Regions from separate parts of the Homo sapiens genome. Here region 1 is linked to region 2. The links are chromatin contacts, found by Hi-C or POLR2A ChIA-PET in ENCODE. All regions are on one chromosome and are shown on one strand. Each heading gives the region's core, a stretch centred on a gene start or an enhancer-like site at or near the end of the contact. The rest is flanking DNA. Distances are from core to core; before and after follow the strand shown.

Evidence for each region. A loop is a pair of places that touch in the nucleus more often than their neighbours do. ChIA-PET counts read pairs that join two places held with the same protein, here RNA polymerase II (POLR2A). Pooled maps may share reads with other maps.
Region 1: a loop to region 2 is called in a map of PC-9, with 15 times the contacts of the local background. The contact joins two enhancer-like sites. A Hi-C loop is called at or near these places in 1 of 168 maps with a recorded cell type or tissue (PC-9), 1 of 37 single-sample maps with no recorded cell type and 4 of 50 pooled maps. POLR2A ChIA-PET finds 5 or more read pairs at or near these places in 4 of 52 experiments (HepG2, PC-9, activated B cell and 1 more).

What each region holds. Positions count from the first base shown.
Region 1 is chr6:13,722,658-13,727,964 of GRCh38, reverse strand. No RefSeq gene overlaps it. Among named protein-coding and RNA genes, the nearest start is that of RANBP9, 13 kb to the right of the region's middle. Within about 2 kb of position 2,209, at least 7 of the 41 ENCODE cell types and tissues checked have a DNase peak (open chromatin) inside an H3K27ac peak, as active enhancers do; they include PC-9, where a contact is called at or near this core.
Region 2 is chr6:13,395,956-13,401,196 of GRCh38, reverse strand. The region is part of intron 1 of GFOD1 (Gfo/Idh/MocA-like oxidoreductase domain containing 1); the gene reads left to right. Among named protein-coding and RNA genes, the nearest start is that of TBC1D7-LOC100130357, 70 kb to the right of the region's middle. RefSeq lists a silencer at 398-447. Within about 2 kb of position 3,761, at least 9 of the 41 ENCODE cell types and tissues checked have a DNase peak (open chromatin) inside an H3K27ac peak, as active enhancers do; they include PC-9, where a contact is called at or near this core.

The DNA.
Region 1 (5,307 bases), core at 960-3,459, 330 kb before region 2:
ATTAAAAAAATTTTTTTAAAAGGAAGAAATGCTGGTCTCCCTTAGAACTTGTTGGAAATGCAGCTTCTTGAGCCCCACCCCAGATCAATTCTTCAGGTGATTCTGATGCACTGAGAACCACTGTACTAGCCCGTTTATTCAAATTTTAACATCAAAAAACCATTTCTTAGCTGAGTGTGACTCCCACTACTGGACACAAATAAGATTGGTCTTTTAAAATTTCTACTCCTATTTCCATTGATAATTCATTATAAAGCTGAAAAGGTTGATACTAAGAAAGTAGAATAATACATTTTAGAACTGTTTTGAAAAAAGAGGGAAGGAACTGCTATTTATTGAGAGCATGCCATATGCCAAGCTTCATGCTAGTTTCTTTCTTGTAGGAAAGAAAATCCATGGATTTTCAGGATAGCCTCCAGAAATTTAAATCAGAATCCTCCAGCCCAATTCACTGAATATTCTAGCTTCTTAGAAACCATTCACCATTCCTTCAACAAACATCTATTGATGGCCTACTATGTGCCAGGAGTAAGAAAAGCACTGAAAGTTACATGGCAGTAAATTCATGTACACAGTATTTGGTGCTTATGACAAAAACCTTCATAGCACATGTAACCTTTTTTAAAATAAGAGCTTTATTGAGATATAATTCACATACCACATAATTTATCCATTTAATATGTACAATTCAGCAGTTTTTAGTATATTCACAAAGTTGTGCAACCATCACCATCATACCTTTTAGAACATTTCACCACCCCCAAAATAAATTTTCTACCCACTAGCAGTCACTCCTCACTCTCTCTTCCCCCCAACTCCTGACAACCACTAATCTACTTTCTGTGTCTATGGATTTGCCTATCCTGAACATTGCATATAAAAGGAAACATAAAATATGTGGTCTTTTGTGATTGGCACCCTTCAATTAGCATAATATTATGAAGGTTCATCTGTGTTGTAACATTCATCAGAACCAGAACTCCATTCCTTTATACTGCTGAATAATGTTCCACTCTATGAATAGACAACATTTTATTTTTAAATGTTTAATTGAATTTAATTAAAAAATTCTTGAGACAGGGTCTCGCTCTGTCACCCAAGCTGGAGAGCAGTGGCATGATCACAGCCCACTGCAGCCTCGACCTCACGGGCTCCAGAGATCCTTCCACCTCAGCCTTCCGAGTAGCTGGGTGTACAGGTGCGCACCATTACGCCTGGCTAACTTTTCTATTTTTTTCTAGAGATAGGGTTTCTTCATGTTGCCCAGGCTGGTCTCAAACTCCTGGACACAAGCGATCCGGCCTCCCAAAGTGCTGAGATTACAGATGTGAGCCACTGTGCCCGGCCAACATTTTATTTATCCATTCATCCATTGATGGATATTTGGATTATTTCTACTTTTTTACTATTATGAATAATGCTGCTATGAACATTTGTGTGCAAGTTTTTATGTGAACATATGTTTTCCTTTCTTTTGGGTATATACCCAGGAGTAGAATTGCTGGGTCATATGGGAAATCTAAGTTTAAGCTTGGAGGAACTGCCATACTGTTTTCACACCTGCAGTGTCTGAGCGTATCAGGGCTCTGATTTCTGCACATCCTTGTCAACACTTGGTATAGTATATGTAATCTTTGCATCATAATTAAACTGTGAACACTTAATTCTTTTTTTTTTTTTTTTTTTTTTGAGACGGAGTCTCTCTCTATCTCCCAGGCTGGAGTGCAGTGGCGTGATCTCGGCTCACTGCAAGCTCCGCCTCCTGGGTTCACGCCATTCTCCTGCCTCAGCCTCCCGAGTAGCTGGGATTACAGGTGCCCGCCATCACGCCCGGCTAATTTTTTGTATTTTTGGTAGAGATGGGGTTTCACCGTGTTAGCCAGGATGGTCTTGATCTCCTGACCTCGTGATCTGCCCGCCTCGGCCTCCCAAAGAGCTGGGATTACAGGTGTGAGCCAACGTGCCCAGCCCCTACACTTAATTCTTAGAATGAAGACCACTGGATGGGTTATAAAGACTTGAAATCAAGCATTATGAAAGTAGCTTGCTTGTGTCATCAAGAAGTATTTAAGGAGTGCCTCCTAGATATAGGGCACTACAATAGGAAATAGGCTCTTTGAAGGTGTTTTTTTGTGGTTGTGTTAAGTAAATGGGGCACCTATGACTCAGATTTCCCTGGCAAGCCAGGAAGTATCTCAAAATCTCCAGGTCTGGTTCTACAGGCAGGGCAGCATGACTGAAAAATCTGGTATTTCAGATCACCCACGGTAGGCAGGGACAAGTAATGATAGCTTTTGGCAAACCTAAGACAGATCCAGGACACCTGTAATTGGCCTGAGTTTCCGGCTTTGAGTTCAGACCTAGCCTTTAGGCCACTAACTGGTGAACCATTGGCCAGATCTGACCCACAGAGGTGTTTTGTTTGACCTGTGAAGTGTTTGGAACGTTTTGATTTGAAATTCCTTTATGCTCTCCACTCTGTTATTGTTTTATACCCGACCTGGTTCACTCTTTTACATTATCTACCTGGCTCATGGAGGTATTTGAGTTTGCAAGTCCTGCTCAGGATGATGCCTTAGTCATATGTTTAAGGCCTGGGCAATTATCAAATAGAATATCATTGCCATAATAAAAAAGCAGAGTTACATCCCTATATCAACAAGAAGCAGTTGTTAAACCCATAATTGTGCAACATGCAACATAGAGAACAGTAAATAGTTGTGACCTATACCTATGAGGACCTTATAAACTAAGGTAAACCATGCTGACACAGACAGACTTTCACATGGTCAACAGAGAGTAGAAAAAGGCATATGGACCATGAAAATAAACATGATGAAGGTCAGTAATGAGCATGGTGGCAACAGCCAAACTTACGGGCTTGTGTTCCTACGTACACACGTATTCTAAAAATCGTCTCTTTATGAAAGACCCTCTTCCCAGATTAAACCTATTAAAATGTGAACTTATTTGATGGACATATTTGCAAGACTTGTGACATTCCAACATTGCTCAGTAATGCCAACATTCAGAGAGTTCTCTTAAGGCAGATGTAGTCATTGAAATGATCAGGTGTGTGATTAGAAATGTGACTGGAAGGCCAGGTGCAGTGGCTCTCACCTGTAATCCCAGCACTGTGGGAGGCCGAGGCAGGTGGATCACCTAAGGTCAGAAGTTTGAGACCAGCCTAGCCAACATGGTAGACCCCGTTTCTACTAAAAATACAAAAATTAGCCTGGTGGGGTGGCAGGAGCCTGTAATCCCTGCTACTCAGGAGGCTGAGGCATTAAAATCATCTGTATCTGGGAGGCGAAGGTTGCAGTGAGCTGAGATGGCACCACTGCACTCCAGCCTGGGTGACAGAGTGAGACTCCATCTCAAAAAAAAAAAAAAAAAAGCATCCTTGGATGCTCTTGGTGCCCTGAGCATGTCCTGTCACCTGCTGATGCACCCATCTCAGGCCACAGGGAATGTTGCCAGTGACTCATAGCCACACCCTCACCTCCTTGCCCAGAGATCCCTCGGATGTTATACCACCCCAGGGAGGAATGTGGTCTGCAGCTAATGAGTGGTTAATACAGGCTTTAAAAGCCCTGGACTCTTGCCTTAAGGTGGGATGACTGCATGGTGCACACACACTCCAGAGCTTCCTGTGGGGTTAGGCTGGAGCCAGACCTCACCGAGCTTACATCTTCGCCTGGCTTCCTCCCCGTGCTAGTTTACTTCCCTTATTCCCCTACACATTTCACTTGAGAGCACTCTGTCAAAAGATCACAGGTACCAGAAACCCCATCTCAGCCTCCGTTTCTAGGAAACCTGATCTGGGACACCTAACCTACCCTACAAAATTGTCCTTATGGGGTCAAATTTTTAAATAGTTATTAAAGCATAATACACATGACATTAGGCATGTAATGGTTAGAAAGTAACAGCCCTGAGCTGCAGCAGTCATGGTGACCCTCTAATAGTCCCTTAAAGGCAGTTTTATGGCATTAATGCCTCTGCCCAGTGGAAGAGCCATTTCAGTTCATACTTCAATCATAAAATTACTTTTCCATCAAACCAGAATGCTTATATAACCCCTTCCTTTACTGAAATGTGGCCAGAACCGAGAGAGAGAGAGAGAGCTATAAAATTATGAAGACAAGCAGTGAGCCTAGATTGCCTTATTGACGTACATAATTTATATAACCAAGCTCTGTATCTTACAGAAAAGTACTTTCAAATAGAAAGTGCTTTGATTTTGATGAGAGAACTGTGATTGTTATATCACTCTGGCTTCTACAATGCACAGTATACCTAATTGTCTTAACAACTTTGTGCAACATTTTTCCTGAAACCTAAAAAGTTTGCAGTGTGTGTATGTGTGGATTGGTTTCCAAGGGCTGCTGTAACAAATGGCCACAAATTTGGTGGCTTACCACAACAGAAGTTTATTCTCTCACAGCACTGGAGGCCAGAAGTCTGCAATCAAGATGTCATAGGGCTACACTCCCTCCAGCTCCACAGGAGAGGGTCCATTCTTTGCCTTTTCCAGGTTCTGGTGGCTGGTGGCATTCCTTGACTTGTGGCAGCATCTCTCTAGGCTCCATTTTCACACGGTCTTCCCTTCTCTGCGTGTCTTTTCTGTCTCAAATCTCCCTCTGCCTCTCTCTTATAAGGATACTTGTCATTGGATTTAGGGCCTGCAAGGATAATCCAGGATGATCTTGTTCAAGATCCTTAACTTAATGACATTTGCAAGGACCCTTTTACCAAATAAAGTCAGAGTCACAGGTTCTAGGGATTTGAGGTGGACAGCTTTCTAGGGTGCCATTTTTGGTTCTACCACAGTGTTTATAAACGTGGGTGTGCACAACCACAGGAAGATAAGGAGGGGTGTATATATTTGAAGAACCTGATCAGAGCTTGTACATTTAGCTTGTACAGTCTAACTTGTACATTTAGACTCACATTGAACATCCACAATCTTAACTCCTTTCTTTTTTTTCTTGAGACGGAGTCTCACTCTGTCGCCCAGGGTTGAGTGCAGTGGAGCGATCTGGGCTCACTGCAACCTCTGCTTCCCGGGTTCAAGCAGTTCTCCTGCCTTGGCCTACGAAGTAACTGGGATTACAGGCACTCGGCACCACGCCCAGCTAATTTTTTGTATTTTTAGTAGAGATGGGTTTTCACCATGTTGGCCAGGCTGGTTACACACTCCTGACCTGAAGTGATCTGCCCACCTCGGCCTCCCTGAGTGCTGGGATTACAGGTGTGAGCCACCGCACCCTGGCCAGTCTTGACTCTTTAGAAGCAATGCAGAAG
Region 2 (5,241 bases), core at 2,512-5,011:
TTTTGTGCTTTAAGGGTTTAAATTCATATTATTCCAGTGCAATAAGTCTGTCACCTCACACAGGCTAACATCTATAGTCAGACATCCTCCTTAAATGGGTCTCGGCTCTCTCGCACCTCACTTTATAGAAAGGAATTTGAAACATAGACTTATGGTCTTCACAAGTATGTGATGCTGTTGTTGGCTCTCCAGGCACCTGTTGAGGGGAAGTAATCCTTGCTGAGGATATTGACAGAACATCATTGTTTCCTGTCCCCACCCCCTGTACTTGAGAGTCAATGACTAATAGTGATAAAGAATGGTGGAGAGGACTCTCGTGCCTCTTTCTTTAATAGGTGAAGAACCAGTCTCCCTTGTCCCACAGAACAGTTTGTCATTCAGGGCCTCCTGTGTTCCCTCACCATCTTTACTCTCTAGTCACCAGATATGGTGTTGTCTCTGGTCTCCCAAGACTCTTCCCTCTTGCTTTGAAATGTTCATCTGCATGTAAGACATGAGTCTGACTAGGGTCCAAGCAGAGCTTAAAAGTGGAAAAAGATTCTCCCACTTTTATGTATTTTTCCATCAGCAGCACTTCATTCTGACGAAATGTGTGCTCTTTTGATCACTATCTGCTTCGAATTACTCCTAAATTAAATTGTTCAAAAAGGATAAACTCGAAACGGAGGTTCTACCTGGTCTTGTATCAGCATTTTCCTGATCCCTGCTAAGAAAGTGAGCCTCATAACAGGAGGAATGGGACATCTGAAATATGTTTTTATGGAGTATGGCCAGGCACTAACCCATCAGCACAGAGGTGCCTAGGAGCTGGAGTGGGATCTTGGTGGCTTCCGCAGTGGTAACCACCAACTCTTCAAGTTGCTGAGCTTTGGAGAGATGGGGAGGATTCCTGGATAATAGAGAGATATTCAGGCATTTCAGGGCAGTGGCTATTTACTAACTGATAAATAGATATTTTAACATTTATCCCACCCCCAATGTGACTGCCATTGTGTGCTGGCTGAATCCCTGCCCGGTCCTGCATGTCTTAGTGTATTGGCCTGCACTATGTCTATTTTAGAGCTTTTGCCATCCAGGAAGTCTTTATTTTCTCTTCAATATATCAGGAGGCCAGAGGCCTCTTAAAAAAAAAAAATCAGAATCCCCACAGTTGTATAGATTAAAACAGCTTCTCAGTAACTGTGTGACCACGTGGAGGATCTTAGGAGAAAGAAATGATGTATTGGCTTCCCCAAAAGGGAGCACCCCTCAGAGACATCAGATCACCCTTCTCCTTCTCCCTGCTACTTTTGTTGAGGTAATTTACATGCAATAAAATGTACCTATTTTAAATGTATAGCTTTGTGAGTTTTGGTAAATGTATATACCTGTGCAATGCCACTGCAATTTCAAGATATGGAAATTTCCAATCATTCCGGATAGTTGCCTTAGTTGACTTTTTGGTGCATTCTCTACCCTCCCAGCCTCAGCCCCTGTCCCAGCCCCAGTAACCACTGCTGTGCTTTCTGCCCTGATAGCTCACTTTGCCTGTTTTACAATTGCAGATAAATAGAATGTCTGCATCCTTTTGCCTCTGGCTTCTTTTCACTCCGCATACCGGTTTTGAGATTTCTTCATATTGTTGCATGTCTCAGTAGTTCATTTATCTTTACTGCTGAGTAGTATTCTATTTTATGAAGGTATCACAATTTATTTATCTATTCAGCTGCTGTTGGATGTTGAGTCATTGCCAGTTTTTGGCAATTATAAATACAACTGCAACAAACATTCACATTTGGTTCTTTTGTGTAGATATATGTTTTCATTTCTCTTTGGTAAATTTCTAGGAGTGGAATTGCTGGGCTTTAGAGTAAGCCTTTGTTTTACTTTATTAAAAATCTGTCTTGCTGGGTGCCGTGGCTTGCACCTGTAATTCCAGAACTTTGGGAGGCCGAGGCGGGCCAATCACTTGAGTCCAGGAGTTCGAGACCAGTCTGGGAAACATGGAAAAACTGTCCCTACATGCCACCCCTCCCTCCCCCACCACCAAAATTAATCCAGGCTTGGTGGTATGCTCCTGGAAGCTGAGGTGAGAGAATCACCTGAGTCCGCGAGGTTAAGGCTGAAGTGAGCTTTGATTGCGCCACTGCACTCCAGCCTGGGTAACATAGTGAGACCCTGTCTCAGAACAAAACAAAACAACAAAATCTGTTTTCCAAAGTAGTAAAGTGCTTGTCTAGCTCCTGCCTTTTAAATGCCCAGTGTTACTGTAACTGGCTCATGATTTGTGCTAGAAAAAATAACAACGAGTCAAATCAACTGGTGTCTGTGGCGTCCTTGTCAATAGAGAGCTTTCAAAAGCAGCTGAGCCCCTGGATGTCCCTCCCTACCTCCTGTTCTGGGATGCTGCCCCGTGGTGGCCATTGACTGGTCTGAGCCCTGACCTGAGGGAAAGTGGAGTCGCCATTTATTGAGAAGCCCGGGAGGCTGAGCAGGCGGCAGTGAGGTGCTGATGGCTCAACAGAGCCTCTTTCTGCCTGCAGGCAGCTGGGATCCTAAATTACCTCCTTTCTGAGTCCAGGAAAGCCCATTAATCAAAACTAAACACCCGATGTGAGCTCCTTGGACGCTGCATTTGTGCACTGGGGTGCACATTCTGGGTTAAATATACAAAATAGGTGTTTAAGGACAGAGGAGCAACTTTTTTTGAAACAATTTTTTATTCAGGTAAATTTACATACTGTGAAATAAGCAGATAGTAAGTGTATACTTTAATGAGCTTTGCTAAATGCGTACACTCAAATCACCACCAATCAAGATTTGGAACATTTCAAAAGGATAAACTCGAAACGGAGGTTCTACCTGGTCTTGTATCAGCATTTTCCTGATCCCTGCTAAGGAAGTGAGCCTCGTAACAGATCCAAGTTAGGTGTCTGTGAATGCTGTTAACAGTAATAACTGACTAATGTGCAAGGTATGTACATACCTGATCTCATTTAATCCTCAGAACAGCCCTATGAGGTAATAGTTCTCATTTCCATTTTGAAGATGAGGAAGCCGAGGCTCAGAGCAGTAACTGACATTGTACATAACATAATATACGGTATAGTACAGTAACTGACATGAAACAGCTCGTGCTGGCAGCCCCTGGAGTCAAACCCAGCGGCAGAGGCTCCAGGTTTGCACTTTCCCCTATACACAGCTTCTCAGACTTCCTTCTGCAATAGCAGTTAAGGACAGGGCAAAGAAGATGCATACTTTGGAAGATAGAGGGAGTATCTGGGGATGTGGCCCATAGTCGGAAAAGTCTTCTTTTAAAAATTAATGCAAAATTTGTTTTCAGTTCCAAATGTGACAGTGTTTATTTTCATATAAAATATGTTTCATTTGCAAAGGTTTGCCCCTGCCCCCATTCAAATTGTTAGTAATAGAATGTGCCGGGATAATGCCACGTGGGCTGTGTGTTATTCCGGGTATGCCCACTGCAAGACATCACCATCTTCTGCTCATTCCTAAGACTGAATTGGTACTTGGCCAAATATTTGTCCTGTTCCCCACCCTGCTCTCCTGTTTTGCATTGGCTTCTAAAGTGGAAGCAGGTGGAGGCAAATATCTGCCCTCCCAGGTGGTATCAGTGCCTTCTGTTCTCCCCAGTGGGCCGGCCCCTGGGTTTTATGATACAAGGCTGGGCCTCCACCCTTCCAGGTTATGGCAGAGGCTGCCCCAGAGATGCCAGAGGGCCTGGAGGTGAAAGAGGAAGTGAAAAGTGAAGATGCAGATCACTTTCTCACGGCAGGCCCGAGTCCTCAGATGGAGAGACAAGGGGCCTGAGCTGGACACCACTTTTCATTTCGAGGGTGGCTTCACATTTGGATCTTTTGTGTAGATATTTGTTTTCATTTCTCTTTGGTAAATTTCTAGGAGTGGAATTGCCGGGCTTTAGAGTAAGGCTTTGTTTTACTTTATTAAGAATCTGTCTTGCTGGGCGCCATGGCTTGCACCTGTAATCCCAGCACTTTGGGAGGCCGAGGCGGGCCAATCACTTGAGTCCAGGAGTTCGAGACCACTGTGGGCACCCACAATGGGTCTGCTCCTGCTCCCTAAGCAAAGGTTCTGGGTGCTCTTGTCCCTTCTCTGAGCACTGTTTCCAACATCTGGCCTCTCTGTGGCTCTGAAGGTGTCGGTCACTGCACACCTGTGATCACCACCACTCAGGAAGCCCTACCTTCCTCCTGGGAGGTAAATATCCCTTCCTCTGACTTGAAACATCCCCAGGTATATGAGTTTCCCTTGCTGTTGTAATAAATTGTCACAAATTTAGTGGCTTAAAACAATACAGATTATTCTCTTCACAGTTGTAGAGGTAGAAAGTCTAAATTCAGTGTGCTGGCAGGGCCGTGTTCCTGCTGGAAGCTTCTGGAAAGAATCCATACCCTTGCCTTTTCCAGCTTCTAGAAGCTGCCTGTATACCTTGGCTCATGACCCCTTTCTCAAGTCCCTCCAACCTCTTGCTTCCAGGACACAGCTCCTATGACCCATTCTGATCTCCTGCTTCCTTCTTGTAAGAGTGGTGCTTACCTCCCACCCACCTGGCTAATCCAGGATAATCCTCCCAGTTCATGATCCTTAACTTCATCCCACCTACAAAGTCTCTTTTGCCATTCTATAAGAAAACATTCACAGGCTCTGGGGATCGGGATGTCGACATTCAGTCTGCCACACAGGAGGACTCAGAATCCTTGGCACCAACTCCTAGGAAAAGGCCACCTGCCCTGTAGGTGATGATGCTATGGGCACAGCTCTCTGTAACTCAGTGTGGCGCTTACTTTGAGAGGTGCACTGGAAAGCACATGGCCCCTCAGAGCCAAGTTCAAATCCTGACCCAATTGTTAGCTCTGTTAACCTGGCACAGATTAAATATGCTATTTCAGAGCCTCCATTTTCTGATCCATAAGAGGGAGGTAGAGATCTGCAGGGAAGATTGAAGATAAAGCATCTAGTACTGTCGCTGGCAAACAGTAGGTGCTCAACAAATGATGGCTATAATTCTTTGGAGGATTTCTAGTGAGCTACGTAGAAGCAGAAGTGACACTGTTCCTCAGCTTAGTTCACATGGGTGATTACATGGTTACTAAAAACAAACAAATGAAACATGTAAATGCGTTCCCCAGGCCTCCAAATTCTAAAACCCGGAGCTACAAGTTTGGAAAGGGCAGATGATAGTGACATACAATGATGACATTCCTGCATCCCCTTCCGCCT